Linked DNA regions of Homo sapiens: region 2 is linked to region 1. The links are chromatin loops, found by intact Hi-C in ENCODE. Cell type or tissue: GM12878. All regions are shown on one strand. Each heading gives the region's core, and the rest is flanking DNA. Links, peaks and the distances in the headings are about the cores only.

What was found. A loop is a pair of places that touch in the nucleus more often than their neighbours do. Peaks named below come from ENCODE experiments on the same cell type or tissue, not always from the same donor. Only the 100,000 strongest peaks of a DNase experiment are listed, where the experiment ranks them.
Region 2: a loop joins it to region 1, with 3 times the contacts of the local background. A loop is called at or near these places in 1 of 110 quality-filtered maps.

What each region holds. Positions count from the first base shown.
Region 1 is chr10:24,643,379-24,659,865 of GRCh38, forward strand. All of the region lies in intron 4 of ARHGAP21 (Rho GTPase activating protein 21), which reads right to left. Among named protein-coding and RNA genes, the nearest start is that of ARHGAP21, 72 kb to the right of the region's middle. RefSeq lists a silencer at 2,536-2,625. In GM12878, for the core only: no CTCF peak of the experiment used is centred there; DNase peaks (open chromatin) are centred at 9,253, 9,423 and 9,822; H3K4me3 peaks cover 1,448 bases; H3K27ac peaks cover 2,032 bases.
Region 2 is chr10:24,912,734-24,929,220 of GRCh38, forward strand. All of the region lies in intron 3 of PRTFDC1 (phosphoribosyl transferase domain containing 1), which reads right to left. Among named protein-coding and RNA genes, the nearest start is that of PRTFDC1, 32 kb to the right of the region's middle. RefSeq lists an enhancer at 8,727-8,871 and a cis regulatory region at 8,794-8,804. In GM12878, for the core only: no CTCF peak of the experiment used is centred there; DNase peaks (open chromatin) are centred at 8,563 and 8,728; H3K27ac peaks cover 746 bases.

The DNA of each region.
Region 1 (16,487 bases), core at 6,951-11,950:
GTGCTCTAACCAACTATCTTTCTATCTGACTTTATCACCTCTCAATCCTTTAACCAATTAAACTTGCTTGACTTTATCAAGACCTTCCATTCCCTTTAGCCTTCTCCATTCTTCTAAACTATCAGTCTCCCTCCAGAAATTACTATCATGCTCACTTCGGCAACATATATACTAAAATTGGAACAGAAGTTACTTTCTTTCTTACTAAGATTACCCGTGGATCAGTATTTCAACAAAATTGACCAGTACCCTCAACTTCCTTTCCCCTTAACCTTTCAAAGCATTCGATGTGCCAATCTCTAACTACGGAGAATTCCAAAATACACCTGCTCTGTTCTTGTTCTTGGCCTGCTACTACAGCTGAATAAAACTGCAGGACAAGCATTGATTTACAATTTCCCAGTTCAGCTAAGTTCTTGACACTACTCAGAAAAGTCTCTTGCTTGCATTTTAATTCCTGTCCCCTCAAGGTTGCTGTTTCAAACTTCTAGTAACCTTCTTTTTTATTTATTTTTATAGAGACAAGGTCTTGCTACATTGACCAGGTTGATCTCGAACTGACTTCAAGCGATCCTCCTGCCTCGGCCTCCCACCCAAAGTGCTAGGATTACAGGCATGAGTCACCACACCCGGCCATCATAAACCTCTTTAACTTGCTGTTCCATGCTGATTTCCTCACACTAGTTCAATAACCTTGTCTCCCAGTTCACTCAATTGCTATATCCTCAACTTTTTTTTTCTTTGCCTGTCCTCATTTTCTTCGTCCTATTTCAGGTGGGGATTTAGTCATCAGTCCTCTTCAGGACCTTGCCACCATAATTCTCTCTTCTCACATGTAAAACTTCATGTGAGAAAATCCCTAGTCTTCTCTCCAAATCTCATGGATATATAAATGCTTCCCAAACAACAAAAGTTCTCTCCACCTTTCCATATAGCTACCCTCTCTATCCCTTTGTTTTTCAAACTACTTACAAATGTAGTGTATGTATCGCTTACCTTCAGTTACCTCTAATTCAGGGTTTCTCAGAAATTAACAAATACCTCCTTGGGGGAAAACTGCCAACTACCCCACCCTGACCTTGTCACGGTTTGCTGCTCTAATTTTTATGTTCCAACCCACTTCTATCTGTCTTCCTCCTCCCTTCCGTCCACTGCACTGAAACTGTTCTCAGTAACTTTACCAAACTGCCATTTGTCAGGTCTAGTCCAACTGTATCCCTTTAGTCCAAATCCTAATGAATTCTCTAAGACAAAGGACAAATTTTCCACTCCCCTTGCCCCACTTAAAATTATCACCTCCTAATAAGCAAATTACCAACTCCTCCTGGTTGTCCTCAGACCTTTCCACTACTTACTCTCAAATTTCCTTTCTGATTCTTCTTTCTCTGACCAGCTCTTAGAGTCCTGTCTTCATTCTACATGTCTTTGTCCTCTCTGTGTATGGTTTCACTTACACTTAAGACTTAATTATAACATATAAAATGACTGTCAAATCTATTTTCAACCCCTAACCTCTTTCTTGAGAACTCTAGAAACAAATTTTCAGCTAGATACTGAACTCTCTACAGGCATCAGAAATGCAACTTATCCCAAATTAAACTCATTTCTCCAGAGGAAGGAGAGATATATTTCACTTCAATATCCTTCAGTCCTTCATTTAATGACACCTCCATCTATCCAGTCACTCAAGTCAGAAAAACATAATGCTCCACAAGGCATCTTTAACTGGAAACACACACTCCATCCTAAAATCTTTCAACCAAATCTGGGCAAATGTAACTTCTAAATGTCTCTAAAATCTGTTCTGGAATGCCATTTTTCCTTCCTCCTGATAAACTCCTATTCATCTGTTAACAACCCAATGGACACCCCATCTGAGATCCCCTCACCTGGTGGTTAAAACTGACTTCAAAAAGTTCCAGCCAGTTGTGGTGGCTCATATCTGTAATCCCAGCATTTTGGGAGGCTGAGATGGGTTGATCACCTGCAGTCAGGAGATTGAGACCAGCCTGGCCAACATGGTGAAACCCCATCTCTACTAAAAAAAATACAAAAATTAGCAGGGTGTGGTGATGAGCGCCTGTAGTCCCAGCTACTAGGGAGGCTAAGGCAGGATAATCGCTTGAACCCAGAAAGCATAGGATCCAGTGAGCCAAGATTGTGCTGCTATACTCCAGACTGAGCAATAGAGTGAGGCTCTGTCTCAGAAAAAAAAAAAAAAAAGTAGTTTCTAGTTTGGTGGAGGATATAAGTATAAAATAATTACCTAAGTACAAAAATAAAGGTACATGAAATTGTTGTAGGATCATGGCACAAGGAATCAGAGCCTGTATTCTACATATATTCATTAGATGTATATGTGCCAGGAACTGTTCTGGGCTTTAAGAGATAAAGAAAATAAAGTTTCTGCTCTACATTCCAACTGAGAGAGAAAAATGCTGAGGAAGAAATAAGTAATATGAGAAATGGTGACAACTGCAATGGAGAACAATAAGCAGAGTGAGAAGGAAAGGAAGAGGGAAAGGCAGGGCTGTTTTTCTGAAGTGGTCAGGGAAGGCCTCTCTAACAGGTGACATGTGCACAGCTATCTGAAGGAAGTGAGGTTAGAGGCCACATCACTTCCTTCCCAGTAATTAGTTTAGTGAGTGGCTCACAGGACTGACTCAACAGATGTTTGCTAAAGGAACAAATAAACAAAAATTATATTTCTGATTTAATGTGCTTGGCATTTACATGTAAATATTTCTATTCTGTTTTTATAGCAAAGATGAAAAATTATCTGTTAAACATCAAAAACAGGGACTGTAACTATTATAATTAAATCTTTACTACATGGATTTATGAATCACGTACTTTCAATGTAGGCTAACTAGCTGGAGAGCAATCAGGAAAGAAAATGGGACTACTCAACTAGGGGGTGTCTATGATTAAGGTCTTAAGTTATGGAGCAGCTGAAAAAAAAACACAGCTCAACTTCTATGAAATCAACTTGGCCAGGTGTGGTGGCTCATACCTGTAATCCTAGCACTTTGGGAGGCAGAGCCAGGAGCCTAGTACAAGACCAGCCTAGGCAACATGGCAAAACCTTGTCGCTACAAAAAATACAAAAATCAGTCAAGCACAGTGGTGCAAGCCTGTGGTCCCAGCTATTCCAGAGGCTGAGGTGGAGGCTGCAGTGAGCTGAGATTGTACCACTGCACTCCAGCCTGGGAGACAGAATGAGACCCTGTATTTAAGGGGGAAAAAAATGGCTCAGCATGGTAGCTTGGTCTTGTAATCCTAGCACTTTGGGAGGCCAAGGTGGGAGGATCACTTGAGCTCAGGAGTTCAAGATCAGCCTGAGCAACATAGTGAGAACTTGTCTCTAAAAAAATTTTAATAATAAAAAGAAACCATTATACAATGATTTGATCATTATACAATGCATATATGCATTAAAATATCACACTGCATCTCATAAATATGTATAACTGTCAATTATAAATTTAAAAATTAATTTAGAAAAAAAAGCTCAAAATTACCTAATTACAGAGTTACCTCTAGAGTAACATTTCTATAAAGAAGTTCCTTCCAGAGGAGAAATTAATATTCTGCAGAACATTAATACTCCGCCATGCACTTTTCTTCTTTTTCACCTGTATCGTCCTATCTATTCAGTGTCTCCAATTAGTTCTCTGCAATCCTAAATTTCATGTTAAGTGTTTTAGAACCCTTGAAGAGATTTTTTAAATTTCATTTATTTTCTTGGCTGCCAAATTAACTTCATGCACTGTTTTTCAAACTCTTAAAACCTACTCCTAGAAATGGAACTTCTGACAATGCTACTTGAATCCAGTTGAATTCCTTGCATTTTAGATCACTATAAACAAGGTTTCCCAGGACTTGAAGTAAAATATTTTTTTTAACCTTTCATCTAACTTGACCACCTTACTTTACCAGTTTATTTTACAAAGAGGAAGTTCAAGTTGTTATGTAAATCCAAGATTACCATGTTTTTGTTATTACTGTTCTAGCTTATACACATAGCAGCTATGGGAAACTGATTTCTAAATCAAAAGAGTGTCACTGGCACTTTGTGTTAGAGAGGTTGATGGGAAAAGACAAAAGAAAAGTAGGAGGGCAGTCAGAAATCTGCTTTTCTTCTTCAACAGCAGAGGTTAGATACTAACATAGTAAATTTTGCAGCTTTGAGAGCAGTCATTTTAGAAGCTTGTGCCAATTCAAGATGGTGGTCATCATTAGAAATACCCCAGTGCACCTCCCTTTATTCAACACATTTACTCAGCAAACATCTGAGCTCCTACTATATGTACCAGGTACTTACTAGGCACTGAAAACTCAGCAATAAAAGACAATTTCTATCCTTAATGATCTTTGCTCTGAAAGTAATACATAAAAGAAATTATTTTCCATAAAAATACTGAAAAGTCAAAGTATGTAAGAAAAGTTTACTTTGTATATTCTTTTCTCTTTTTTCCCCAGACAGTCTCACTCTGTTCCCCAGGCTGGAGTGCAGTGACACGATCTTGGCTCACTGCAACCTCTGCCTCTTGGGTTCAAGTGATTCTCCTGCCTCAGCCTCCCAAGTAGATGGGATTTACAGGCATGTGCCACCACACCCGGCTAATTTTTCTATTTTTAGTAGAGACGAGGGTTTCACTGTGTTGGCCAGACTGGTCTCAACTCCTGACCTCAGGTGATCCACCCACCCCGGCCTCCCATAGTGCTGGGATTACAGGCGTGAGCCACTGTGCCTAGCCTGCATATTCTAATGCTCAGTCTTTGCCTCTCGTTTCTCTATTTGCCTTCATTAGGTTCGTGCTGCTGCCACCACCTCCCTCGAACAGGTACGTCAGGAGGAAGAAATTCCCTACTTGTTTACCACATAGCATGAACAATCACTCAGATTGTCTCCAAAATATGAGTAGAATTTTCCAGTAGAGAATTAGGGAAAAGGTCTATAGCTTTCGAAAATTGTGAAACACCAATCTACTTCATCTTATACAAAATATCCCTTCAAACATCTGAAAGCAGCTATCACTTTTTCCCTAAGCAATTCTCTTTCAAGCAAAGTTCCATGTTTTCTCCATCTTCTTTTTAAAAATACATATCATAGGTCAGCCGGGTGCAGAGGCTCACGCCTATAATCCCAGCACTTTGGGAGGCCGAGGTGGGTGGATCACCTTGAGGTCAGGAGTTCAAGACAGCGTGGCCAACACGGTGAAACCCTGTCTCTACTAAAAATACAAAAATTAGCCAGGCGTGGTGGTAGGTGCCTATAAACCCAGCTACTCGGGAGGCTGAGGCAGGAGAATTGCTTGAACCCAGAGGCGCAGGCTGCAGTGAGCCGAGATGGTGCCATCGCACTCCAGCCTAAGCAATAAGAGCAAAACTCTGTCTCAAAAAAAAAAAAAAAAAATCATCATAGGTCAAAATGTATATATATTCTTACCATCACAGCCCCTTTATATCTGAGGCTCCCAAGTGTTTTAATCATGTCCTAGTCAGTCAGAAGACAACCCTGGAGACCTCCTTTCCCATATTTTCCCACCTGTCCACTAGAGAAAAACAAAATAAATATTTTGAAATTAACTTGTTACTAGCTACATATAGAATCACTTTTATTACCTTTGTGTGTGCTTATGTATGCATATGTGTACATGTGTATATATGTATATAAGTGAGTTTATACAGTTTACATGAGGAAATATTACCCATAATAGCAAACTACAGATAACTTGGTAATTTTATTATAACTACATCTTAATAGGACAAATACATGGGTAGCAAATTATCTAATGACTTATCCATGTACTAGCTAACTGGGCTAATATAGAGAGATGGGTAATTTATATCTGAACCATAGTGTATATACATGTAAAACCTAGCTGCTAGAAAATTATATCCTAAAATATTATTGATACCAGTGAAACAATATATGCCCAGGCCACTGAACATGAGCATCCACTTTAAGGACTTTTCTACCCAGCAAATAGAAGAAAAAGCCCAAGTCCAGTTAGGAATCTCTATCAGGAGACTCTCCCGCACTTAAGAGGAAGGGTAACTACAAATAATGCCCCCACCAACCCAGAGGCTACTTTGGAGCTGAACAAAGTAGGAAAAAGAAAAAAAGGAAGGGGAAAGATAACTCTAAGAAGTGGCCATGGGCTAAACTGCACATGGACATGGATTTTTAGGCTAACTCAGGTAACAGCCTGTCCCTGGACAAAAGCAAACACCAATCAACTTGGAGAAGAGATTTTTTGTCTTAGATCTCAAAGAATCCCCAAGTAATAATTTTTGAAGGTCATAAAACACAAAGCAGTTAAAAAAAAAAAACCATGGAAAACAACAATATTCTAAGCTAAAGCTTAGAAAACAAACCAGAGAAAACAAACAAGAGAAACAGATTCAAAAACTTCTGATAAAGGAATCACCAGGCACAGATTATAAAAAAATTCCGCTTACCATGTCTGAAGAAATAAAAAGATAAAACTAAAAGTAGTCCAGGTGAAGAAACTATAAGAAGTGATCAAGCATATTTGCTGCAGTACCCTAAAAAACTTCTCATAATCAAACTTTAAAACTTAACTAAAAAGAAATTTACTGAACATATATTGGAAGAAATTAACTAGAATGCAGACCAGAAAGACAAAAAAGAAGAAGAAAAAGAAAAACTAGAGAATTTAGTAGCCATGGGAGATGGAGTAAGAATGAAATAATATCTTCAATATTACTGAATAATTGTGTACCCAGCAAAAATACCTTCCAAAAATAAGGGCAGAACACAGATATTTCACAGAAAAAAGGAGAGAGAATTACATCACATATAAGTAACATGTTGGAGCCAGGCGCAGTGGCTCATGCCTATAATCCCAACTACTCAGGAGGCTGAGGCTCTGAGTAGTGCCTGAGGGGGACTGCCTGAGGCCAGGAGTTCAAGATCAGCATGGGTAACACAGTGAGACCCCATCTCTTTAAAAAACAACAAAAAAAGCAACATGTAGATAGGAAGGAGATAATGGAGTTAAAATGTTCTAAGGTCCTTATATTTTGTAAGAGTAGAACAGAATTTTAAGTAGCATCAGACTTCGATGTGCTTGCATATTGTTTCTAGGATAACCACTGAAAGAAGGGTAATAATGTTCTTTAACCTTTCAAGTAGAAAGTATAAAAGAAAAATTATTTTTTAATCTCAGAAAAGAGAAAAATATAAGAATGAACCAAGAGAAAGTTCAAAATAAAAGATTAAACAATAAATACATAATTAATTACATTAAATACATACGTGAAAATTTCTAAATCTACCTACAGTGAACTAGCTGGTTACAGAATCAACTCTTCCACCCATGAATAATAGCCAGAAAAGCTAGACGATGTATAACCACATTTGTGTGAAGGCACCAGAAAGCTACCAAGGCAGAGATGGCTTAATGGGACAAGCTTCCAAATAGATGGAAATCCAGAGAGGTGAGTCCAGTGCTTTGCACAACTGTTCACCTTGAGGCGTTTCCTGTTTCCAAAGTAATGGCTGAGAGACTGACCAGCTGCACAGAGCTTCCATCAATCTCAAAAGGCTGAGGAGACAAAAAAAAAAAGGAACTTCAGGGCCAGCCAAGGAAAAGAGCTCTAGAAAACACCATGTTTTCACTTGGGGTCCCCAAAAGAATACAACCTGTGAGCAGGGATGAAAAGAAAAAGGCCAACCATGTCAAGCATGGAGGTGGGCTGTTCCTCTGCACACCTCCTTCTGAAGAACTTGCCGAGGGGAAGACTGTGACTGACAGCCCCAGCTGCCGCCCTTTGGATCCATCACCATGTTCACACAGAGGCCACATTTCCCCATTCCTGCCCAAAGCAGGATTCTTCTAAAAGACAAGTGTTTGCCTGGGGACTCTTCACTGGCCTAGCAGAGGCATTCTTAGATCTGTGCTGCAGGCTGGGGCCCTTCCTACCAATTCTTTCCTTTCCTCTCTTCTTTCACAGGGGTCAGGCCTGTCTCATGGTCTCAGGTTTTCCCCTGTCCTCTCTTGCTTTCTTCTTTATCCTTTACAAGCATTGCCCCCAATAAGCCTTCTGCATATCTCATCCTGGTTTAGTTTATGCTTCCATCTTGATGTCTGCTACTCAACACCAATTATCAGATCAAGGCCTGACTTTAGGTGAAGGCAATCCTTGAGCAGAGATGCAAAAATTCTAAATAAAACAGAAAACCAAATCTGGTGATATATAAAAAGCATCACACACTGTGGACAAGTTTGGTTTAGTCCAGTAATGCAGGGCTGGTTTCATATTTGAAAACTTTATCAACATGATCTACTACATTAAGTGATTAAGGAAGAAAAATCCAAGGATTATCCCAAAAGATGCAGACCATTTTAACACTCATTCATGAGAGAGATACACCAGATTCATAGATCAAAAGATTCCATATTTCAAATATTCCAGTATTATAAACAATATAAAACAAATCAAAATTCCAACAGAATTTTTTTCATGTGGGTATAGAAACTGAAAATTTGATTCTAAGAAGACATTCTACCCAATAGCAGCACTTATTATAAAGCCACATTAATTAAAATAGTGTTGTTTTGGTGCAAAGAAAGTGATCAATGGAATAGAACAAAGGTTGGCAAACTTTTTCTGTAAAGAGCCAGACAGTAAATATTTTAGGCTTTCTGGGACACATGCAATCTCCGTCGCATATTCTTCTTTTTTTAACAACCCTATAAAAATACAGATCTATTCTTAGCTTGGAGGCTGTACAAAAATGAGCCATGGGTCAATCCCTGGAACAGAAGCAAGTCTAGAAACAGATCTACACACATACAATTTATGATCAAGGTGGTATTACAGAGCTCTAGAGAAAGTATGGACTTTCCACAAAATAGTGTGGGGCCAAATAAATATCTACATAGGAAAAAAATTCATCTTGACCTCATATCATATGCAAAAATAATCAATTTCAGGTGGACTTTAGGCTTAATTGTGAATAACGCATCTTGAAGATGACACAGGAGGATATCTGCATGACCATGGAGTAGAAAAAAATTCTTACCTAGAACTCATAAACTATTAACCACAAAAGGAAAGACTGATCATTCAGAGGACATTAAAATTAGAAACTTCCCTTTATAGAAATTACTAATACGAAACTGAAAGGCAAGTCACAGGTTGAATTACCTGCTAATAGTATATCACTAACAAAGTCCTCATCCACAATATTTAAAGAATGCCTACAAGTTAATAATAAAAAAAGAACTGACAGGTAAAATCCAAATAAAAGGTAATCAACCTCATTAGTCTTCAGGAAATCCAAATTAAAGCCATAGTCCACACCACTGTACATCCACTAGGATGATTAAAATTACAAAGACTGACAACAGCAAGTGTCAGTGAGGATACAGAGCAAGCGGAACTCTCATACACTGTTGCTGAGTGTGTAAATGGGTACGGTCCCCTCAGAAAACTGTTTAGCGGCATCTACTAAATGTAATCATATGCATACCCATGACCCAGCAATGCCTAGATATACATACCCTCTAGAAATGAGTACAAATGTGTACAAAAGTACACATACAAGAATACTCATAGCTGCATTGTTTGAAGTAGCTAAACACTGAAAAAAATTCAATGTCAATTAACAGTAGATTGGATAGGTTGTACATATTCTTTTTACAAACATCAGCTTTATTGAGGTATAACATACATAAGATAAAAAATACCCATTTTAAGTGCAGGGTTCAATAAGTTTAGACAACTGCATACACCCATGTAACCACTACCATAACCATGATATGGAACATTTCTATTATGCTAACAAGTTCCCTGGTACCCTTTCCCAGTCAATTCAGGAAACCACAGACCTGTTTAGAAGAGGATTTTGTTTTGTTTTGTTTAAGAGACAAGGTCTTGGCCAGGCGCAGTGGCTCACGCCTGTAATCCCAGCACTTTGGGAGGCCAAGGCGGGTGGATCATGAGGTCAGGAAATCGAGACCATCCTGGCTAACACGGTGAAACCCCGTCTCTACTAAAAATACAAAAAAAATTAGCCAGGCGTGGTGGCGGGCGCCTATAGTCCCAGCTACTTGGGAGGCTGAGGCAGAATGGTGTGAACCCGGGAAGCGGAGCTTGCAGTGAGCTGAGATCGCGCCACTGTACTCCAGCCTGGGCGACAGAGAGAGACTCTGTCTCAAAAAAAAAAAAATTAAAAAAAAAGAGACAAGGTCTCACTATTTGCTATGCTGCCCAAGATGGCCTTGAATTCCTGGGTTCAAGCAATCTTTCTGTCCTCAGCCTTCCCAGTAACCAGGTCTACAGGTGCAAACCACCATGCCAACTCACAGACCTGTTTAGATTACTCTTTCCTAGGATTTCATATAAATGGAATCAGATAGTACTCTTTTGTGCTTGATTTCTTCCACTCATCAAAATGTTTTTAACAACAAGAGCATGAGCAAAATAATAAAAAGTAGATAAATTATATTTTATCAAAATTAAAAACTTTTGTGCAGCAAAGGACATTACTAAGAAAGTGAAAAAAAAGAAGGTGAAAAGACGACCTACATAATGGAGGAAAATAGATGCAAATCATATATCTGATAAGGACTTGGTAACCAGAATATATAAATACAACCAAAGACAAAAACCACGATTATCTCAACAGATGCAGAAAAGGCCTTCGACAAGATTCAACAGCCCTTCATGCTAAAAACTCTCAATAAATTAAGTATTGATGGGACGTATCTCAAAATAATAAGAGCTATTTATGACAAACCCACAGCCAATATCATACTGAATGGGCAAAAACTGAAAGCATTCCCTTTGAAAACTGGCACACAACAGGGATGCCCTCTCTCACCACTCCTATTCAACATAGTGTTGGACGTTCTGGCCAGGGCAATCAGGCAAGAGAGAGAAATAAAGCATATTCAATTAGGAAAAGAGGAGGTCAAATTGTCCCTGTTTGCAGATGACATGATTGTATATTTAGAAAACCCTATCGCCTCAGCCCAAAATATCCTTAGGCTGATAAGCAAATTCAGCAAAGTCTTAGGATACAAAATCAATGTGCAAAAATCACAAGCATTCCTATACACCAATAACAGACAGCCAAATCATGAGTGAACTCCCATTCACAATTGTTTCAAAGAGAATAAAATACCTGGGAATCCAACTTACAAGGGATGTGAAGGACCTCTTCAAGGAGAACTACAAACCACTGCTCAACGAAATAAAAGAGGACACAAACAAATGGAAGAACATTCCATGCTCTTGGATAGGAAGAATCAATATTGTGAAAATGGCCATACTGCCCAAAGTAATTTATAGATTCAATGCCATCCCCATCAAACTAACAATGACTTTCTTCACAGAACTGGAAAAAACTACTTTAAAATTCATATGGAACCAAAAAAGAGCCTGCATTGCCAAGACAATCCTAAGCCAAAAGAACAAGGCTGGAGGCATCACACTACCTGACTTCAAACTATACTACAAGGCTACAGTAACCAAAACAGCATGGTACTGGTACCAAAACAGAGATATAGATCAATGGAACAGAACAGAGGCCTCAGAAATAACACCACATATCTACAACCATCTGATCTTTGACAAACCTGACAAAAACAAGAAATGGGGAAAGGATTCCCTATTTAATAAAAGGTGCTGGGAAAACTGGCTAGCCATACGTAGAAAGCTGAAACTGGATCCCTTCCTTACACCTTATACAAAAATTAATTCAACATGGATTAAAGACTTAAATGTTAGACCTAAAACCATAAAAATCCTAGAAGAAAACCTAGGCAATACCATTCAGGACATAGGCATGGGCAAGGACTTCGTGTCTAAAACACCAAAAGCAATGGCAACAAAAGGCAAAATTGACAAATGGGATCTAATTAAACTAAAGAGCTTCTGCACATCAAAAGAAACTACCATCAGAGTGAACAGACAATCTACAGAATGGGAGGAAATTTTTACAATCTACCCATCTGACAAAGGGCTAACATCCAGAATCTACAAAGAACTTAAACAAATTTACAAGAAAAAATCAAACAACCCCATCAAAAAGTGGGCAAAAGATATGAACAGACACTTCTCAAAAGAAGACATTTATGCAGCCAACAGACACATGAAAAAATGCTCATCATCGCGGCTGGAGGAGCGGACGGGCCCCGCGGGGCCCGAGGGCAAGGAGCAGCCGCCTGCCTTGGCCTCCCAAAGTGCCGAGATTGCAGCCTCTGCCCGGCCGCCACCCCGTCTGGGAAGTGAGGAGTGTCTCTGCCTGGCCGCCCATCGTCTGGGATGTGAGGAGCCCCTCTGCCTGGCTGCCCAGTCTGGAAAGTGAGGAGCGTCTCCGCCCGGCCGCCATCCCATCTAGGAAGTGAGGAGCGCCTCTTCCCAGCCGCCATCACATCTAGGAAGTGAGGAGCGTCTCTGCCCGGCCGCCCATCGTCTGAGATGTGGGGAGCGCCTCTGCCCCGCCACCCCATCTGGGATGTGAGGAGCGCCTCTGCCCGGCCGAGACCCCGTCTGGGAGGTGAGGAGCGTCTCTGCCCGGCCACCCCGTCTGAGAAGTGAGGAGACCCTCTGCCTGGCAACCACCCCGTCTGAGAAGTGAGGAGCCCCTCCGCCCGGCAGCTGCCCCGTCTGAGAAGTGAGGAGCCCCTCCGCCCGGCAGCTGCCCCGTCTAAGAAGTGAGGAGCCTCTCCGCCCGGCAGCCACCCCATCTGGGAAGTGAGGAGTGTCTCCGCCCGGCAGCCACCCCGTCCGGGAGGGAGGTGGGGGGGGTCAGCCCCCCGCCCGGCCAGCCGCCCCATCCGGGAGGGAGGTGGGGGGGTCATCCCCCCGCCCGGCCAGCCGCCCCGTCCGGGAGGTGAGAGGCACCTCTGCCCGGCCGCCCCTACTGGGAAGTGAGGAGCCCCTCAGCCTGGCCAGCCACCCCGTCCGGGAGGGAGATGGGGGGGTCAGCCCCCCCACCCGGCCAGCCGCCCCGTCCGGGAGGGAGGTGGGGGGGTCAGCCCTCCGCCCGGCCAGCCGCCCCGTCTGGGAGGTGAGGGGCGCCTCTGCCCGGCCACCCCTACTGTGAAGTGAGGAGCCCCTCTGCCCGGCCAGCCGCCCCGTCCGGGAGGGAGGTTGGGGGGTCAGCCCCCCGCCCGGCCAGCCGCCCTGTCCGGGAGGGAGGTGGGGGGGGTCAGCCCTCCGCCCAGCCAGCCGCCCCGTCTGGGAGGTGAGGGGCGCCTCTGCCCGGCCGCCCCTACTGGGAAGTGAGGAGCCCCTCTGCCCGGCCAGCCGCCCCGTCCGGGAGGGAGGTGGGGGGGTCGGCCCCCCGCCCGGCCAGCCGCCCCGTCCGGGAGGGAGGTGGGGGGGTCGGCCCCCCGCCCGGCCAGCCGCCCCGTCCGGGAGGGAGGTGGGGGGGTCGGCCCCCCGCCCGGCCAGCCGCCCCGTCCGGGAGGGAGGTGGGGGGGTCGGCCCCCCGCCCGGCCAGCCGCCCCGTCCGGGAGGGAGGTGGGGGGGTCGGCCCCCCGCCCGGCCAGCCGCCCCGTCCGGGAGGGAGGTGGGGGGGGGGTCAGCCCCCCTGCCCGGCCAGCCGCCCCGTCCGGGAGGTGAGGGGCGCCTCTGCCCGGCCGCCCCTACTGGAAAGTGAGGAGCCCCTCTGCCCGGCCAGCCGCCCCGTCCGGGAGGGAGGTGGGGGTGTCAGCCCCCCGCCCGGCCAGCCGCCCCGTCCGGGAGGGAGGTGGGGGGGGTCAGCCCCCCTGCCCGGCCAGCCGCCCCGTCCGGGAGGTGAGGGGCGCCTCTGCCCGGCCACCCCTACTGGGAAGTGAGGAGCCCCTCTGCCCGGCCAGCCGCCCCGTCAGGGAGGGAGGTGGGGGGGTCAGCCCCCGGCCGGCCAGCCGCCCCGTCCGGGAGGGAGGTGGGGGGGGGGTCAGCCCCCTCGCCCGGCCAGCCGCCCCGTCCGGGAGGTGAGGGGTGCCTCTGCCCGGCCGCCCCTACTGGGAAGTGAGGAGCCCCTCTGCCCGGCCAGCCGCCCCGTCCGGGAGGGAGGTTGGGGGGTCAGCCCCCCGCCCGGCCAGCCGCCCCGTCCGGGAGGTGAGGGGCGCCTCTGCCCGGCCGCCCCTACTGGGAAGTGAGGAGCCCCTCTGCCCGGCCACCACCCCGTCTGGGAGGTGTGCCCAACAGCTCATTGAGAACGGGCCAGGATGACAATGGCTGCTTTGTGGAATAGAAAGGCGGGAAAGGTGGGGAAAAGATTGAGAAACCGGATGGTTGCCGTGTCTGTGTAGAAAGAAGTAGACATGGGAGACTTTTCATTTTGTTCTACACTAAGAAAAATTCCTCTGCCTTGGGATCCTGTTGATCTGTGACCTTGCCCCCAACCCTGTGCTCTCTGAAACATGTGCTGTGTCCACTCAGGGTTAAATGGATTAAGGGCGGTGCAAGATGTGCTTTGTTAAACAGATGCTTGAAGGCAGCATGCTCGTTAAGAGTCATCACCAATCCCTAATCTCAAGTAATCAGGGACACAAACACTGCGGAAGGCCGCAGGGTCCTCTGCCTAGGAAAACCAGAGACCTTTGTTCACTTGTTTATCTGCTGACCTTCCCTCCACTATTGTCCCATGACCCTGCCAAATCCCCCTCTGTGAGAAACACCCAAGAATTATCAATAAAAAAATAAATTAAAAAAAAAAAAATGCTCATCATCACTGACCATCAAGAGAAATGCAAATTAAAACCGCAATGAGATACCATCTCACACCAGTTAGAATGGCGATCTTTAAAAAGTCAGGAAACAACAGGTACTGGAGAGGATGTAGAGAAACAGGAAAGCTTTTATACTGTTGGTGGGATTGTAAACTAGTTCAACCATTGTGGAAGACAGTGTGGCGATTCCTTAAGGATCTAGAACTAGAAATACCATTTGATCCAGCCATCCCGTTACTGGGCATATACTCAAAGGATTATAAATCATGCTGCTATAAAGACACATGCACACACACATATGTTTATTGCGGCACTATTCACAATAGCAAAGACTTGGAACCAACCCAACTGTCCATCAATGATAGACTGGATTAAGAAAATGTGGCACATGTACACCATGGAATACTATGCAGCCATAAAAAAGGATGAGTTCATGTCCTTTGTAGAGACGTCGATGAAGCTAGAAACCATCATCTGAGCAAACTATCGCAAGGATAGAAAACCAAACACTGCATGTTCTCACTCATAGGTGGGAATTGAACAATGAGAACACCTGTACACAGGGTGGGAAACTTCACACACTGGGGCCTGTTGTGGGGTGGGGGGAGAGAGGAGGCATAGCATTAGGAGATATACCTAATGTAAATGACGAGTTAACGGGTGCAGCACACCAACATGGCACATGTATACATATGTAAAAAACCTGCACATTGTGCACATGTACCCTAAAGTATTAAAAAAAAATACTTATACCTCAACAACAAAAAACAACCCAATTTAAAAACAGGCAATGGATTTGAACAGAAATTTCTCCACACAACATACACAAATGGCGACAAGCACACAAAAAGATGCCCAAAGTCATTAGGCATTAAGGAAATACAAGTGAAAACCACAGTGAGATACCACTTCACACCCACTGGGTTGGCTATAATACAAAAATGGAAAACAACACATGTTGGAGAGGATGTACAGAAATTAGAACCCTCATTCATTGCTGGTGGAGACATAGAAATGGTATAGCCACTGTGGAAAACGGTTTGGCAGTTCCTCAAAATATGAAACATAGGATTACCATGTGACCTAGCAACTCTATTCCTAGGTATAACCTCCAAAAATTGAAAACAAGAATTCAGACAAACACCTGTGCATGCATGTTCACAGCAGCACTATTGTCCAAAGAAGATATACAAATGGATCTTTTATTGTTATCTACCTTTCAAAGGAACAGAATCCTCTTTCTTTTTTTTGAGATGGAATTTCACTCTTGTTGCCCAAGATGGAGTGTGATGGCGGATCTCGGCTCACTGCAATCTCCGCCTCCCGGGTTCAAGCGATTCTCCTGCCTCAGCCTTGCGAGTAGCTGGGATTACAGGCATGTGCCACCACACCCGGCTAATTTTGGATTTTTAGTAGAGATAGGGTTTCTCCATGTTGGTCAGGCTGGTCTCGAACTCCCAACCTCAGGTGATCTGCCCACCTCGGCCTCCCAAAGTGCTGGAATTACAGGCGTAAGCCACTGCGCCCGGCCCAGAATCCTCTTTCTTACGTATTTTCAAGAATGAATTATGTGAGAGTAAAGAACTTTCTTTTTTTTGTTTTGTAGATAGAGATCTTGCTATGTTACCCAGGCTGTTCTCAACCTCCTGGCCTCAAGCTGTTCTCCTGCCTTGGCCTCCCAAAGTGCTGGGATTACAGGCATGGGCCACTATACCCATCCAAGAGTAAAGAACTTTATTGAGAGGCTGTGGTAGAAACTTAGAGACTGCCTGAGTTGTAGTC
Region 2 (16,487 bases), core at 5,721-10,720, 270 kb after region 1:
TATCCAATCCTCGTGGCTGTAGCTTAAAATGTATCCAGAATCTGACATTTCTCACCATCTCCACTCACCCACCGTGATCCATCAGCTCTCACCTGGATTACTGCAGTCACCTCTGAACTGGCCTTGCTTCTACCTCCCATCCTAAACATGGCATCCTGAGTGAGCCTTTTAACCCTTAAATCATATCATGTCGCCTTTCCACTCAAAAACTTCCAAAGCCGTCCCTTTACTAAGTCAAAAACTACAGACACTTACAGAAATAGAGAAAATTCCACTTACAATTTTTCGAAATCAGATTTGACAATCCAGTTTAATGAAATCTTTTCACCAAATAAAATACAATGGATTTCAAGTATGGCAACTAAAAGTTTTAAGCCCATCAGCCATTGAAATGGCAGCCACTTTATGGAGAAAACACGAACTTCACTAGGGCTGCCCAGCTTTCACAGCAAAGTCACTGAGCAGAATAATTCAATGCCAAAGCTGAGATAACCTTGTAATTAGCTTCCCCATGTTGGTTCACTTAGGTTAGCTATCATTTTGGAAGGTGTAATATTGTCAAGGAATAACGTCAGGCAGTCTTGAGGTTCTTACTGTTCTTTTAGCTGACCCTTTGGGTAACTGCATCTGTATTTATTAGGTTTATAAGATGATTCATTGCACAGTTTTAAATTGCAAGAAAGTTCTCTATTGGGTATTAGTGACATGCTTCTTACTGTAATTCCTAACACTGTAACCTATTTCAGGCCCAAACTGACAATTTCTTTGTCCCAGAGAATTGGTTAAGTAAATTTCCACCATGATCATGACAACAAAGAGGTTAGAATCAAGTTAAGCTTAATATCTCTTATCTCAGTATTTAGAAATTGTCATCTCTGCCAGAAATAATCCTTTCAAGTTAATCTCAGTGATTTTTCAATGCCCCTATTACAATGTATTCTCACTCAGATTATATAGTCAGAAACTAATAAAGATAAGGCCACTTTGGCAATGATTTTAAAGCAAACTTTAGAATCCATTTACCTCTAATGGGGACTAGAACTTATATAAGTAAAGGTCAGGAAACACACAAAGCAGTTGTAGATTCAAGATGCACAAACAAATCTTTGAGTCTTATGTGGAGAAACAGGATTTGTATGGTTATTTTTAAATGGGGTTTGGAGATTTTTAAATTCAGGGACTGATGAAATTTTATTTTCCCTCTGGGGAAATTGCTTGACTTCTGGGAAATATCCACTTTGTCTAATTTTTTGTACATTGATAAACTGAATGACCATGAACTCTAGTAGGAAAAGTGAAATCCAAAACTAACACTGCCCTATGAATTTCTTGGCCAAAGTGCTTTCATGCCATCAAGTTTCACAGTCAAATCAGATAGAAAATAAATAATAAATCATAGAACCAAGACTCAAAATCATATATTTAAATAAGAAAATGTAGTTAATCATAGCCACAAGTAAACATTGTTTTAGGACACAGAATCCATTTGCTAAATATCTAAATATTTTATTCAAGAGTGAGGAATGTGACTATTTCTACTAGAAGTATTCCAATTTGGTCTGAGTTACTATGAAAATAAAAAGAGAGTCATAGTGTACTCTCAAAAAATTATTTCTTAGGCATTTGCTATCTGCTTTCTATTTTGTGAACTAGGGAGAATAAAGCCAACACCCATGTGTACTGAGAGCTCTAATGTAAAAATACGTAAGGTTGAGAAGAAAAACACAGAAGAAAGGTGAGCTTAAGGCCATTTTGTGCCTCACAAAGATGTACTTCTTGGCATCTGGCACACTCTCAGGCAGCAAGGTGAACTTTTTTGCCCTCAGCATCCCATGGGTGTGATATTATCTTAACCTTATACATGCTACGATCTGGTTTGAAGGGCAGAGTTTAAGAGAAGTCAGTGAGATTTATTTTGGAATATATCAAGAAAATAAGGCCTTGAGACCTCTGCTCTGTTTCTTCCAAGGTCTAGGCCATAATAAATGCCTTTTAAAGAACTTTATTAAAACTACAGCTCTAGCCAACTCCTTCTCTGACTAGGTTCATGTCAACAAATGCTTCATCTTTCTCACATTAAAACAAGTAGCTTCTACCTCAGGCCTAGCTAAGATGTAAGAATAATCAAAGTTGTCACTTGCTGGTCACCTGTTTGGATGATACAGTTCTAGGGGCCTTCCATATGCCATCCAATTATTACTCATAAAAAAATCTTCTCATAGGGGTCAAGGGTTGAAAAACTACCTACTGGGTACTATGCTAACTACCTGGGTGATGGGTGCAATCGAACCCTAAACCTCAGCCTCATGCAATATACCCATGTAACAAACCTACACATGCACCCCTTGCATTTAATATGAAAGTTGAAAAAAACAATCTCATGAGACACACATGGCTAGCCTTATTTTATAGAAGAGAACACTAAGATTCAGAAAGGTTCAGTAACTTGGTATCAAAAATTAGCATGTGATATTGGAATTTGCACCAGATGCGTCTTTATTCTAAAGTTTGTGTTTATGGTTTCCATATTCTCTTCATTATGCTTGCCTTTTCAAAGACTCCTGACATTTGGACAGGGAAATGGGTCCTCTAGCTTCCTTTAATGTGCTTCCAAATAAATAACAGCTCCAAAAGGCATAACTGCTTGACTTAAATGGTAAAATCAGAGCTTCTTATGTTCCTTTTCATGACCATTTCTCACATTTGGCTTCCATATCCCTATAGGCAATGTTGGAATTGTGCCCACTCCCTAGGCAAGGGGTCATTTCACTGTTTCACTCCACTTCCCATAACTGGGTGTCCAGAGAGGCTGCTACTGCTGACACATCATCCTTGGCTGAACCTGACTGGTTCTTTGTTCTTAAAGACACTTGAGCCCTTATCAAGGTCAACAACAGTATCCATCTTGCTAACTATGGTGGTCAACATTCAGTCTTCTTACTTGTTCTATTAACTGCATTCAGTGGCTGATTAGCCCTTGCTTCACTCAGCTTCCAGGACATGATTCCCTGGTTGCTCCTCCTCAGACTGCTTTACTAGTTTCTTCTTGTCCTCCCAGCTTCCAAATAGTGGGAAGCTCCAGGTATCAGTCCTTAGAGCTCTTCTCTATCCACCTTCACTCCCTGGATGACCCATTCTTCAGCACGGCTTTAAATCCCTTCTATACATTGACCACGTTTAAACAAACATCTTAATCCTCTGCCTCTCTTCCCTGAACTCCAGACTGGTATATCCAACTGCCTGCTTATCTTGGATGTTTAGGAGGAAAAATATTCCAAAACCACACCCCTGGTTTCCTTTCCAAAGCTCCTCTTTTCACAATCTTCCCCATTTTAGTAAATGGCAACTCAGTTTATACACTTGCTCAGGCCAGAAACCTTACAGCCATGTCAATGTCCACTAATGTAAAATTCATCAGCACGTATGGGTGATGGCTTTGTCTTTACCTATAAGATATATACAGAAATCCAAATACTGCTCACCAGCTCCTCTGTGACCATCCAGGTTCCAGCTATCGTTATCTCTCACTGCAATTACTGCAATATCTTTTCAGCCATCTCCCTGCTCAACCTTTACCCCTTTCATTCTATTCTCAGCACCACACACAGACTTATTCTTTAAAATATAAGTCAGATAATGACATTCTGCTCAAAACCCAGTGAAATCTTCCTACTTACTCAGAGAAAAAGGCTAACTCCATACAGTGGCCTGACAGAATCTACAAGATTTCACCTCTCATTATTTCTCCAAGTCACCTCTGACTAATTTCTTCTCACTCTTCTCTGGCCTCCTTTGCTTTTCTTCAAATGTGTCAAGCACATTGCCACCTAAGGGCCATTGCACTTGCTGCTTCCTCTTCCTGGGACTGACTTCCCCTGTCTGCATGGGGAGCCTTTGTTTCTTTCAAGTCTCTGCTTCAATGGCGCTACTTACACCTTCTCTGACCACTCCCCACAACCCCTCCAGCCTACTCTGTCTCTTTTTCTCCACAGCATTTTCCACTTTTTGGCATATTTCTTCTTTTCTCGTTTTGTTTTATTTTCAATTTCCTGTCTGTTTTACCTAGAATGTAAAATCCTGACATACGAGTGTAACTATTTGGCGAGTGAATGGGCTATGCAATTTAGGGCTTGTTGGAACCCTCAATAACATCACCTCTTTCCCAACAAGGCTATCTCTTCCACCTAAACTTTAGATTTTCCCTTACAGTCCAATTACCATATATGTGTATCTTCTCATTACCCTGTATGTAGATCCTCAGCTCAATGGTGTATTCGAGGATCCAGGCTCTGTCCCCTTCCCCTTTGCCATCCTCAGTAATTAGCTGCATTCATATGCTTGTCTTTTCAATGACCCAAGGAGATTGCCATAGTTCCAGGAGTCACTTAAAGACAAAATAACATTTTGCTAAAGAGAGCGAGATTTCCTCCCATAATCTACTTTTCATCAGGGAAGTAAACCATTCCCTCTGGGAGGACTCTCAGCAGTCTTCCCTTTACTGTGTCAAATGCCCCATTTTTTAACTGCAAGGGAGGCTGGGAAAGCAAGCCGCTGGTGTGAGCAGCCTCTGCAATGGGATGCAGAAAGTGTGGTGGGGGTAGGGATGGTTGTTGGATAGAAAAAGCAAGTGTGTCTGTTGCAGTACACATTTTTTTAACTTCCGAGAAATTTTTCTTCTCCTCTTATTTGTCTTCTCTTATTCTGTTACAGACTCTTGTTCTTACTTTAGAGATACCAAGATTTTATTCTTTCTCCATGGGAATGTTAAACATAATATTTTGATGTTTTCTTCTGTTCTCTGTTCTCGCTCTATTTTCTTGGGGTTCCTTTTTTAGGGTTTTTTAGTTTTATTTTGTTCTGTTTCATCTGGTGTTTCATGCTAGACACTGTGCTCCTTGCTTCTAAGTGAGACACCAAAAGAGCTGATGGGAAAGAGTTATGTGTCCATCAGGGGGCAGAGATTGATGACAGATGGATTTACTAGTGGATTCCCATGGAGACAGATGTCCTTTTCAGTGGGGGAGTCCCAAATGCAATAGATGGAGGTCTTTTCTTTACAACCATTCAGTTTCCTCAAAGAACATTCACTGTCAAACCTCAGTGCCTCATTGGTGGGGGCTACGAGTGGTCACATGCCCGGCTGCTAAGGAAGAGAGCTGATGGTCTCAGAATCTCATATAAAAAGTTTAGCTGGATCTCCCCAGGCCTCTGTTTTACCTGGTGTCCGTGTTTTTGGTACTTTTTTGGTTCATTTTTTTCTGAAAAATTAATCTTCAGTTTCCTGCAATAGTGGTAGAAGGGGATGAGGCTGGGTGGGAGGGGAGGAGAGCTGTCACCTGACTTCCAACAATGGAAGTGGGGTGGAGGACCAGGGAGTCCCAATGATCTTCACAATGACATCATCTCATTGCCTGCTGTCCCTGACATTGCTGGAGCACTAAGTCTCTCAAGGCCTCATTTAACTGGGTTCTTCTTTGGTGTCATTCATTGCAGGCACTTGGGTCCAACTTATCTCCATGCCATTACATTCATGTTCTCTGGACCTGCTGTCTTCTCTCTTGTCCAGTTTGTCATATGAGGTCACTTTTAACTATATCATATCATATCATATCATATTATATATATCCATGTCATTTTAGTGGAGAATGCAAATCAAATATGTGTGGTTAATATCTTTTTTATTTTATTTTATTTTTATTTTAAGAAATGGGGTTTCACATTGTTGCTCAGGCTACAGTACAGTAAGGATTATAGCTCACCGCAGTCTTGAATTCCTGGGCTCATGGGATCCTCCTGCCTCAGCCTCCCAAGGGCTGTGACTACAGATGCATACCACCATGCCTGGCTAATTTTTAGATTTTTGTAGAGACTAGGTCTCACTATGTTGCCCAGGCTGGTCTTGAATTCCTGGGCTCAAGCAATCCTCCCCACTCAGCCTCCCAAAGCTCTAGGGTTACAGGTGTGAGCCACTATGCCTGGTCCAATCTGTCCTTTTTCAATAGACGTTCCAAGACATTAAAGATAATATAACTTCAAATCTGTCAGGGACCTTACAGATCTTGAAATCCAACCTCATCATTTTACAAATGAACAAAGGAAAACCCATAAAAATGAGTTCCTTGCCAAAGTGAACGGTGGTAATGGGGCCCTCCTTCTGGGAAGCAGTGTGGAAAGACTGTGGCCTCCATGCTCTTGAATCAGCCTGTGTAGTTTTACATCTTAGCCCCATTCTCGGCCAGCTCTATCTTAAACTGTCTGTGGATCACTTTCCTTACATGTAAAATGGGGATAATAAATTACTTTACTTATCAGGTTGTGGTGGGCACTAATGAAATAATATTTATAAGGCACTTAAAATAGTACTTTCAATAGTAATCAATCAATATATTATTATTAGTTTAAGTAAATCAAATTCAACTTTTAAAATCCTATACCTGGTACTAATAAACTAGAAAGATATCTTAGGATATATTAGAAATAAGTCTTTCTCTTAAAAATATACTATAAGGCTATAGTAACCAAAACAGCATGGTACAAGTACAAAAACAGACACATAGACCAATGGAACAGAATAGAGATTTCAGAAATAAGACCACACATCTACAACCATCTGATCTTTGACAAACCAGACAAAAACAAGCAATAGGGAAAGGACTCCCTGTTTAATAAATGGTGCTGGGAGAACTGGTTAGCCATGTGCAGAAAATTGAAACTGCACCCCTTCCTTATATCTTATACAAAAATTAACTCCAGATGGATTAAAGACTTAAATGGAAAACCCAAAACTATAAAAACTCTAGGAGAAAATCTAGGCAATACCAGTCAGGACATAGGCATGGGCCAAGATTTCATGACAAAAACATCAAAAGCAATTGCAACAAAAGCACAAATTGACAAATGGGATCTAATTAAACTGAAGAGCTTCCACACAGCAAAAGAAACTATTGTCAGAGTGAACAGACAACTTATAGATGGGAGAAAATTTTTGCAATCTATGCATCTGACAAAGGGCTAATATCCAGAATCTACAAGGGACTTAAACAAATTTACATTAAAAAAAAACCATTAAAAATGGGCAAAGGACATGAACAGACACTTCTCAAAAGAAGACATTTAAGTGGCCAACAAACATGAAAAAAAACTCAACATCACAAATCATTAGAGAAATGCAAATCAAGACCACAATGAGATACCATCTCATGCCAGTCAGAATGGTGATTATCAAAAAGTCAAGAAACGATAGATGCTGGTGAGGCTATGGAGAAATAGGAAAGCTTTTACCCTGTTGGTGGGAATGTAAATTAGTTCAACCATTATGGAAGACAGTGCGGCAATCCCTCAGAGACTTAGAATCAGAAATACCATTTGACCCAGTAATCCCATGGCTGGGTATATACTCAAAGGAATATAATAAATCATTCTATTATAAAGATACATGCACACTTATGTTCACTGAAGCACTATTCACAATAGCAAAGACATGGAATCAACCCAAATGCCCATCAATGATAGACTGGATAAATAAAATGTTATATATATATGTGTATATATATATGAGTGTGTGTGTATATATATATGTGTGTGTATATATATATATACCATGGAATACTATGCAGCCATCAAAAGGAAGGAGATCATGTCCTTTGCAGGAACATAGGTGGAGCTTGAAGCCATTATAGTCAGCAAACTAATGCAGGAACAGAAAACCAAGCACCACATGTTCTCATTTACAAGTGGGAGCTGAACAATGAGAACACATGGACACAAGGAGGGGAACAACACACACTAGGTCCTGTTGGGGATGGAAGATGCGGCGACAGCATCAGGATAAATAGCTAACACATGTGGGGCTTAATACCTAGGTGATGGGTTGATAGATGCAGCAAATCACCATGGCACACATTTACCTATGTAACAAACCTGCACGTCCTGCACATGTATCCTGGAACTTAAAATAAAATTCAATTTTTTTTTCAAAAAAGGAAATAAGTCATTCTAGTAGATGTATTCTGCATAGAGTAGTCTAACAGTACTGCTGATGGAAAAATAACTATCCCTGAAAAAGTCTACAATAATCTATCCATTTGATATATATTTAAATTTATCCATTAAAAGAAACAAACATGGAATTCCATAATGGTTTTCAAAATAAAATATTTCACTAATCTTCTAAAATTACTAACAATTCTGTTACAGGAACACTGCCTCAAAGCATCTAAAATGGTATTCTGTTTTGCAGATCTAAATTGACCTACACTGAAAGTAAGTAGCTTTTGCTTTAAGTATAGGAATAAAACAAGAATATGTCACTTTCATGGTTAAGTATTTCCCTGCCTACAACACAGCGGTTACAAGTGATTAAAAAAAAAACAAAAAAACAAAAAACAAAGGTGTCATTATCACTTCCTGAGTGATCAGGGCTCAGATATCGCTGGAGTAAGGGGTATGTTTAAAAATCATTTTTGTCCTAAGAAATTATCTTAATATGAAGATGAGGGAGAATATCACACATTTTCATTTCTCAGATCTCTTACACACGCCAATGTGAATTTTGGAAGTGTGAGTTGGGGCAGACTTCTGAGCCTGCCTTCTAGCTATCTTTCCTAATTAGAGGAGGATCCACACCCCAAAACAACACACAGAGGTCTATAGGGCACCAAAGCCCCCATCCCGGTCCTTCAACAGGGACTCCTGAGAGCTGCAGAGAGGAAGGAGTCATTCCAGGCCTCGATGATCACATGCTAACCAACACTTCCCACTGCTGTATTAGATTAGCATTTTTAGCAAAAGTACTGCTGACTCATCACCAACTGCTGGCCTTTTCCTTTCCACTCCTGCCTAGTCATTCCTCTCTGTGGCGTGGGCTGTGGGGGCCCTTGACGTACTGTTGTGCCCTTTTCCTCACCAAGAGTCATCCTGTTTTTAATGACATTATTCTCCTATTTGTCAATGTCTGTTTGAGTTCATTTCTGTTCTCTAGGAAAAAAAAAAAAAAAAAGCTAGGCAAACAAAAAAATGTCAAAACTGTCCTCCTCCAAATGAATCCCAAATTAATAAGTAGAAAATTAAATAATTCTTGTCCTTGAAAGCTACAGATTGTAAGCATGTTGAATTACCTGAGTGATTAACAATAATGCTGTGTTTAATAATGGCAAACTCATGCAAGAAAGGAATATACACTATGGGTTAAAACGACAATAAAACCATTAAACTCAAACTTTATTATAGTACAATGAGCATCATAAACAATTGTCAAAGGCATTATTTTTCCATAAATATTTTCCCCAAACCATTTTATTATATATCCAACTGTGTTGCTTTTTCCCACCAAATCCAAATTATTTCCTGGTAACTTTCCTAGACTTTAAAGTTCATGTGTTTTATAAAATACAAATGGAATATGTAATCTCAAAAAGATTTTCCTGGTCTTGATGCTAAATTTTACATTCTATATCAGTTACAAAATGTTGATAAAAATAACCTAACATAAAATAAGGATAATTGTTAATATTTTGCTGCCTGCAATTATTTTCCTGCAGAAAATGAGAAATTATCTGGGCATAATTAATAAAATACATCATTAGATCCTTTTTGGAAAAGATCAGGTATATATCAGTTAAACTGATTACCGCATTGATATGGTTTGGCTCTGTGCGCTTACACAAGTCTCACCTTGAATTGTAATAATCTCCATGTGTCATGGGAGGGACCCTGTGGGAAGTAATTGAATCACAGGGGTGGGGTTTTCCCATGCTGTTCTCATGATAGTGAATAAGTCTCATGAGATCTGATGGTTTTATAAAGGAGAGTTCCCCTGCATATGCCCTCTTGCCTGCCACCATGTAAGATATGATTTTGCCCCTAATTTGCCTTCTGCCATGATTGTGAGGCCTCCCCAGCCATATGGAACTGTGAGTCCATTAAACCTCTTTCCTGGGTCGCTTCCAAGATGGCTGAATAGGAACAGCTCCAGTCTGCAGCTCCCAGCATGATTGATGCAGAAGATGGGTGATTTCTGCATTTCCAACTGAGGTAGCTGGTTCATCTTATTGGGACGGGTTGGACAGTGGGTGCGGCCCATAGGGGGCAAGCCGAAGTGGGGTGGGGCATTGCCTCACCTGGAAGCACAAGGAGTTGGGTGATTTCCCTTTCCTAGCCAAGGGAAGCTGTGACAGACTGTACCTGGAGGAACCGTACACTTCTGTCCAAATACTGCACTTTTCCCACAGTCTTAGCAACTGGCAGACAAAGAGATTCCATCCTGTCTGTGCCTGGCTCAGCAGTCCCATGCCCATGGAGCCTTGCTCACTGCTAGCACAGCAGTCGGAAATCAACCTGTGATGCTGTAGCTGGGCAGTGGGAGGGTCGTCCACCATTGCTGAGGCTTCAGTATGTAAACAAAGTGGCTGGGAAGCTCAAACTGGGCAGAGCCCACCACAGCTCAGCAAGGCCTACCGCCTCTCTAGACTCCACCTCTGTGGGCAGGGTATAGCTGAACAAAAGGCAGCAGTCAACTTCTGCAGACTTAAACATCCCCGTCTGATAGCTCTGAAGAGAGCAGTGGTTCTCCCAGCACAGCATTCGAGCTCTGAGAACGGACAGACTGCCTCCTCAATTGGGTCCCTGACCCCCATTTAGCCTGACTGGGAGACACTCCCAAAAGGGGCCGACAGACACCTCATACAGGTGGGTGCCCTTCTGGAATGAAGCTTCCAGAGGAAGGATCAGGCAGCAATATTTGCTGTTCTGCAGCCTCCGCTGGTGATACCCAGGTAAACGGGGTCTGGAGTGGACCTCCAGCAAACTAAACAGACCCGCAGCTGAGGGGCCTGTTAGAAGGAAAACTAGCAAACAGAAAGGAATAGCAACAACATCAACAAAAAGGACATCCACACCAAAACCCCATCTGTAGGTCACCAACATCAAAGACCAAAGGTAGATAAAACCACAAAGACGGGGAGAAACCAGAGCAGAAAAGCTGAAAATTCCAAAAACCAGAGTTCTTCTTCTCCTCCAAAGGATCGCAGCTCCTCACCAGCAATGGAACAAAACTGGACAGAGAATGAGTTTGAGGAGTTGACAGAAGTAGGTTTCAGAAGGTCGGTAATAACAAACTTCTCTGAGCTAAAGGAACATGTTCTAACTCATCGCAAGGAAGCTAAAAACCTTGAAAAAAGGTTAGATAAATGGCTAACTAGAATAAACAGTGTAGAGAAGAACTTAAATGACCTGATGGAGCTGAAAACCACAGTACGAGAACTTCGTGACGCATGCACAAGCTTCAATAGCTGATTCGATCAAGTAGAAGAAACGATATCAGTGATTGAAGATCAAATTAATGAAATAAAGTGAGAAGACAAGATTAGAGAAAAAAGAGTGAAAAGAAACGAACACAGTCTCCAAGAAATATAGGACTATGTGAAAAGACCAAATCTATGTTTGATTGGTGTACCTGAAAGTGATGGGGAGAATGAAACCAAGTTAGAAAACACTCTTCAGGATATTACCCAGGAGAACTTCCCCAACCTAGCAAGGCAGGCCAACATTCAAATTCAGGAAATACAGAGAACACCACAAAGATACTCCTCGAGAAGAGCAACCCCAAGACACATAATTGTCAGATTCATCAAGGTTGAAATGAAGGAAAAAATGTTAAGGGCAGCCAGAGAGAAAGGTTGGGTTACCCACAAAGGGAAGCCCATCAGACTAACAGCAACAAAAGCCAAAATAGACAAATGGGATCTAATTAAACTAAAGAGCTTCTGCACAGCAAAAGAAACTATCATCAGAGTGAACAGACAACCTACAGAATGGGAGAAAAATTTTGCAATCTACCCATCTGACAAAGGGCTAATATCCAGAATCTACAAAGAACTTAAACAAATTTACAAGAAAAAACAACCCCATCAAAAAGTGGGCAAAAGACATGAACAGACACTTCTCAAAAGAAGACATTTATGCAGCCAACAGACACATGAAAAAAAAATGCTCATCATCACTGGTCATCAGAGAAATGCAAATCAAAACCACAATGAGATAACATCTCACTCCAGTTAGAATGGCTATCATTAAAAAGTCAGGAAACAACAGATGCTGGAGAGGATATGGAGAAATAGGAACACTTTTACATTGTTGGTGGGAGTGTAAATTAGTTCAACTATTGTGGAAGACAGTGTGGTGATTCCTCAAGGATCTAGAACTAGAAATACCTTTGACCCAGGGATCCCATTACTGGGTATATACCCAAAGGATTATAAATCATGCTACTATAAAGACACATGCACACATATGTTTATTGTGGCACTCTTCACAATAGCAAAGACTTGGAACCAACTCAAATGTCCATCAATGATAGACTGGATTAAGAAAATGTGGCACATATACACTATGGAATACTATGCAGCCATAAAAAAGGATGAGTTCATGTCCTTTGCAGGGACATGGATGAGGCTGGAAACCATCATTTTTAGCAAACTATCACAAGGACAGAAAACCAAACACTGCATGTTCTCACTCATAGGTGGGAGTTGAACAATGAGAACACATGGACACAGGGCGGGGAACATCACACATTGAGGCCTGTGGAGGGGGTGTCGGGGGCTGGCGGAGGGATAGCATTAGGAGAAATAACTAATGTAAATGTCGAGTCAATGGGTGCAGCAAACCAACATGGCACATGTATACCTATGTAACAAACCTGCACATTGTGCACATGTACCCTAGAACTTAAAATATAATTAAAAAAATAAATAAACCTCTTTCCTTTATAAATTACCCAGTTTCAGTTATGTATTTATTAGCAGCATGAGAACAGATTAATACAAGCATATTTTTTGTATATATACATAGCATGCTTAAGTTTCATGGGACCAGCAAGCTTTCAAATGATAAACGGAGGAAATGCAGACAACGTGAAATACAACTGAAATCTTCAGGCATCTGTTGTGATTAATACTAATAACACATACACTTTCTTGTGGGTCTGACCCTTCCTAGTTTCCAGCTTCCTCCCTCCTAACTGTTAAGTCACTTGCTCCCTATCCTATCCCCACTTCATCTACTGGCTCGACCTCATCAAATCGCTAGGAAGAAATCCGACCTTAGGTGGGGTTGGAACTCTGTGGAACTGCTAGGCAGCCAACTGGAGTCTGATGCCCAGCAACTGAATGTTATGCCTCTCACAATGGTTTTGGTCTTTCTGCTCTGTTCCCAAGTTCCAGTATCCACTGTGTGCTCTGGATTTGTCCCTTGTCCTGTGCCCACGTCTCTTCCTGGGAACTTGCCCAGTACTCCTGCAGAACTAGAGGGCTTTCTTCTCCTGCCAGTCCACCTCCTAGGGACTGGAGTCCTTTTCCTCTTCCACAGATCCAGGAGACAGACATGGTGTTAAAGGACCTAGTTTGGATGTCACTTCTAGCTGTGTGTTCTTGGGAACCCAGCTAACCCCTCTGGCCTCCATGCTCTTACCTGTGAAACTTTATAAGGATCTTGCAAGGGCTTAATAAGCTAATAGATATAAAGCACTTAGGACAATAGTTGGCCCTAAGTACTCAGTGAATATTATGTTTTATTAGCAGTGGTACCAACATACACAAGTGGGCTGATACTGGCTACCTAATACTTGGAGTTCTGAAGGCTGTGATCTTTCATCCATCTTTTTTTGAGACGGAGTCTCATTCTGTTACCCTGGTTGGAGTGCAGTGGCACAATCTCAGCTCACTGCAACCTTCCCAGCCTCCTGAGTAGCTGGGACTACAGGCGCCCGCCACCATACCTGGCTAATTTTTGTATTTTCAGTAGAGCTGGCATTTCACCATGTTGCCCAGGCTGGTCTCGAACTCCGGAGCTGAAGTGATCTGCCTGTCTCGGCCTCCCAAAGTGCCGGGATTACAGGCATGAGCCACTGCGTCCGGCCATTTCATCCATCTTTCAACTACTTATGACCCCTGCTGCACTGGACTTCAACTCACATCTGTAGCAGAGTGAGTCCATTCCCCGAGATGTCTGCTCCAGGGCCGGGTCCTGTTCCTGGTCCTGGATTCAACCCCAGCCTGTTGCAGTCAGCTAAGTTGAGCACAGCTCTGTCCCCAGAGTGATCTCTCAACACTGGATTGATACTATAATTTAATAATTCCTTCTGCATCATTCTCTTATTTTCCCTCTCAGTGTTTGCTTTTCACAAGGAAAAACAAACTCTAATGAGAATCTCTCTAGAGGAATAAATTTGAATATGAAGAATGTATGTCAAGAAAATGCATGGATATTTATAAAATAAAAAGGCTGTAAGGAGTGATAACAAAAAATACTGAGATTAACCTTATTACATAAATGGGCTTTGGTTTCACTTTAAAAAAAAATTTCACTTCATAGAATTAACTATCTCAGAGTAAACTTGCCTAGAGCAATGCTAGATGATCTCTTTTTAGGCCAAACTAGATATTTGTTTCATGCCAAGTTTCTTCATCCATGCCCTGCTGAAAGCCCATCATAAATACCTCTTAAAAACCAAAAGTCAAAGAGAAAACAGGACTGTCAATACTCTTTGTTTCAGTACACATAGGAATAAGACAGATGTTTCAGCGTTTCTATCCAGAGGTCACAGAGAAATTATGTTCTGGTTTTCATAAATACTTCTGATTAATTTTTAATGATTTATATGAACTGATTCAAACCACCCAGGCCTATTCCTGATGTACTCTTTAGTTAATAACTCTCCCTTTGAAGTCTGCAAAAATGTTTTGAGGATGTTAAAAAATATTTTAGACACTAACATGGAAAAAATCTGTAGCTTCAAAGGAAATACCCAACTGTTTGCAAAAGAGTATTGAAGTGATATTGCGGGACCCAATTTTTTTTTTTTTTTTTTTGAGACAGAGTCTTGCTCTGTCACCAGGCTGGAGTGCAGTGGCGCAGTCTTGGCTCACTGCAACCTCCACCTCCTGGGTTCAAGAGATTCTCCTGCCTCAGCCTCCCGAGTAGCTGGGACTACAGGTGTACACCACCACGTCCAGCTAATTTTTGTGCTTTTAGTAGAGGTGAGGTTTCACCATGTTGGCCAGAATGGACTCTATCTCTTGACCCTGTGATCTGCCTGCCTCAGCCTCCCAAAGTGCTGGGATCCTACAGGCGTGAGCTATTGCACCCGGCACAGGACCCAAGATTTTTAAATGACCAAAGAGTAAAGACAATGTTTTCTGTTATATTTCAGCTATTTGAACACTTGCAAATAAAATTGCTGAAAAAGATGAGGCGCTACCAATTTTCACTAACTCCAAGTTACACATTTTTTGTTATAATATCTCCCAAATCAAGATGCATCTTACATACAATCCATGTCAAATCATGGCTTAATTTAGAGCATTTTTTCTTTCATAGTGGTACATAAAGTAACAATCTATGATGCCTTTAGATTTAGTGAAATATGGTAAGTTTTAGAATTTTTGTGGTCTCTCATCTTCCCTCTTCTAGTCCTTTATTTTCTTCTATTTTCCTATTTCTTTATTTTTCCTCTCCATTTTTACTTAAAAATATGTATGTGTGTGTGCATGTGCTTACCTATAAACCTACTTTGGACCCATCTGGCACCCCCCCACAACTGAGGAACTCTTCTACTATCTTCAAAGAATTGGAGTCTTTTTTCTTCACCCAAAGCCCAAGGTGAGACTCTGCTAAACACAGATTTCCTGTCTCAGAAAGAAAAGGAGGCTTTCTTTTTCTTTTTTTCTCTTAAGACAGAGTCTCGCTCTGTTGCCCAGGCCGGAGTGCAGTGGCACAATCTCAACTCACTGCAACCTCCACCTCCCGGGTTCAAGTGATTCTATTGCCTCAGCCTCCCAAGTAGCTGGGATTACACGTGCCCACCACCACGCCCAGCTAATTTTTGTATTTTTAGTAGAGATGGGGTTTCACCATGTTGGCCAGGCTGGCCTGGAACTCCTGACCTCAGGTAATTGGCCCATCTCGGCCTCCCAAAGTGCTGGGATTACAGGTGTGAGCCACCGTGCCAAGAAAAAGAAGCTTTCGGCTGAGCGCAGTGGCTCACGCCTGTAATCTCAGCACTTTGGGAGGCCGAGACAGGCAGATCACGAGGTCAGGAGATAGAGACCATCCTGACTAACACGGTGAAACCCTGTCTCTACTAAAAAACTACAAAAAAATTAGCCGGGCGTGGTGGCGGGCGCCTGTAGTCCCAGCTATTCGGGAGGCTGAGGCAGGAGAATGGGGTGAACCCAGGAGGCGGAGCTTGCAGTGAGTCGAGATCGCAGCCACTGCACTCCAGCCTAGGCGACAGAGGCAGACTCCGTCTCAAAAAAAAAAAAAAAGAAAGAAAGAAAGAAAGAAAGGGAGGCTTTCAATTCCAGGCACCCTTGCTACTTGGAAACAGTTCAGCAAAAGTTCACCCTGGTGTAGGGTAAAGACTACTCACTAAAACTAAAGACACTGAACCTGGCTTATCCATTCTGTTCCCATTCCTCACAAGCACAGAT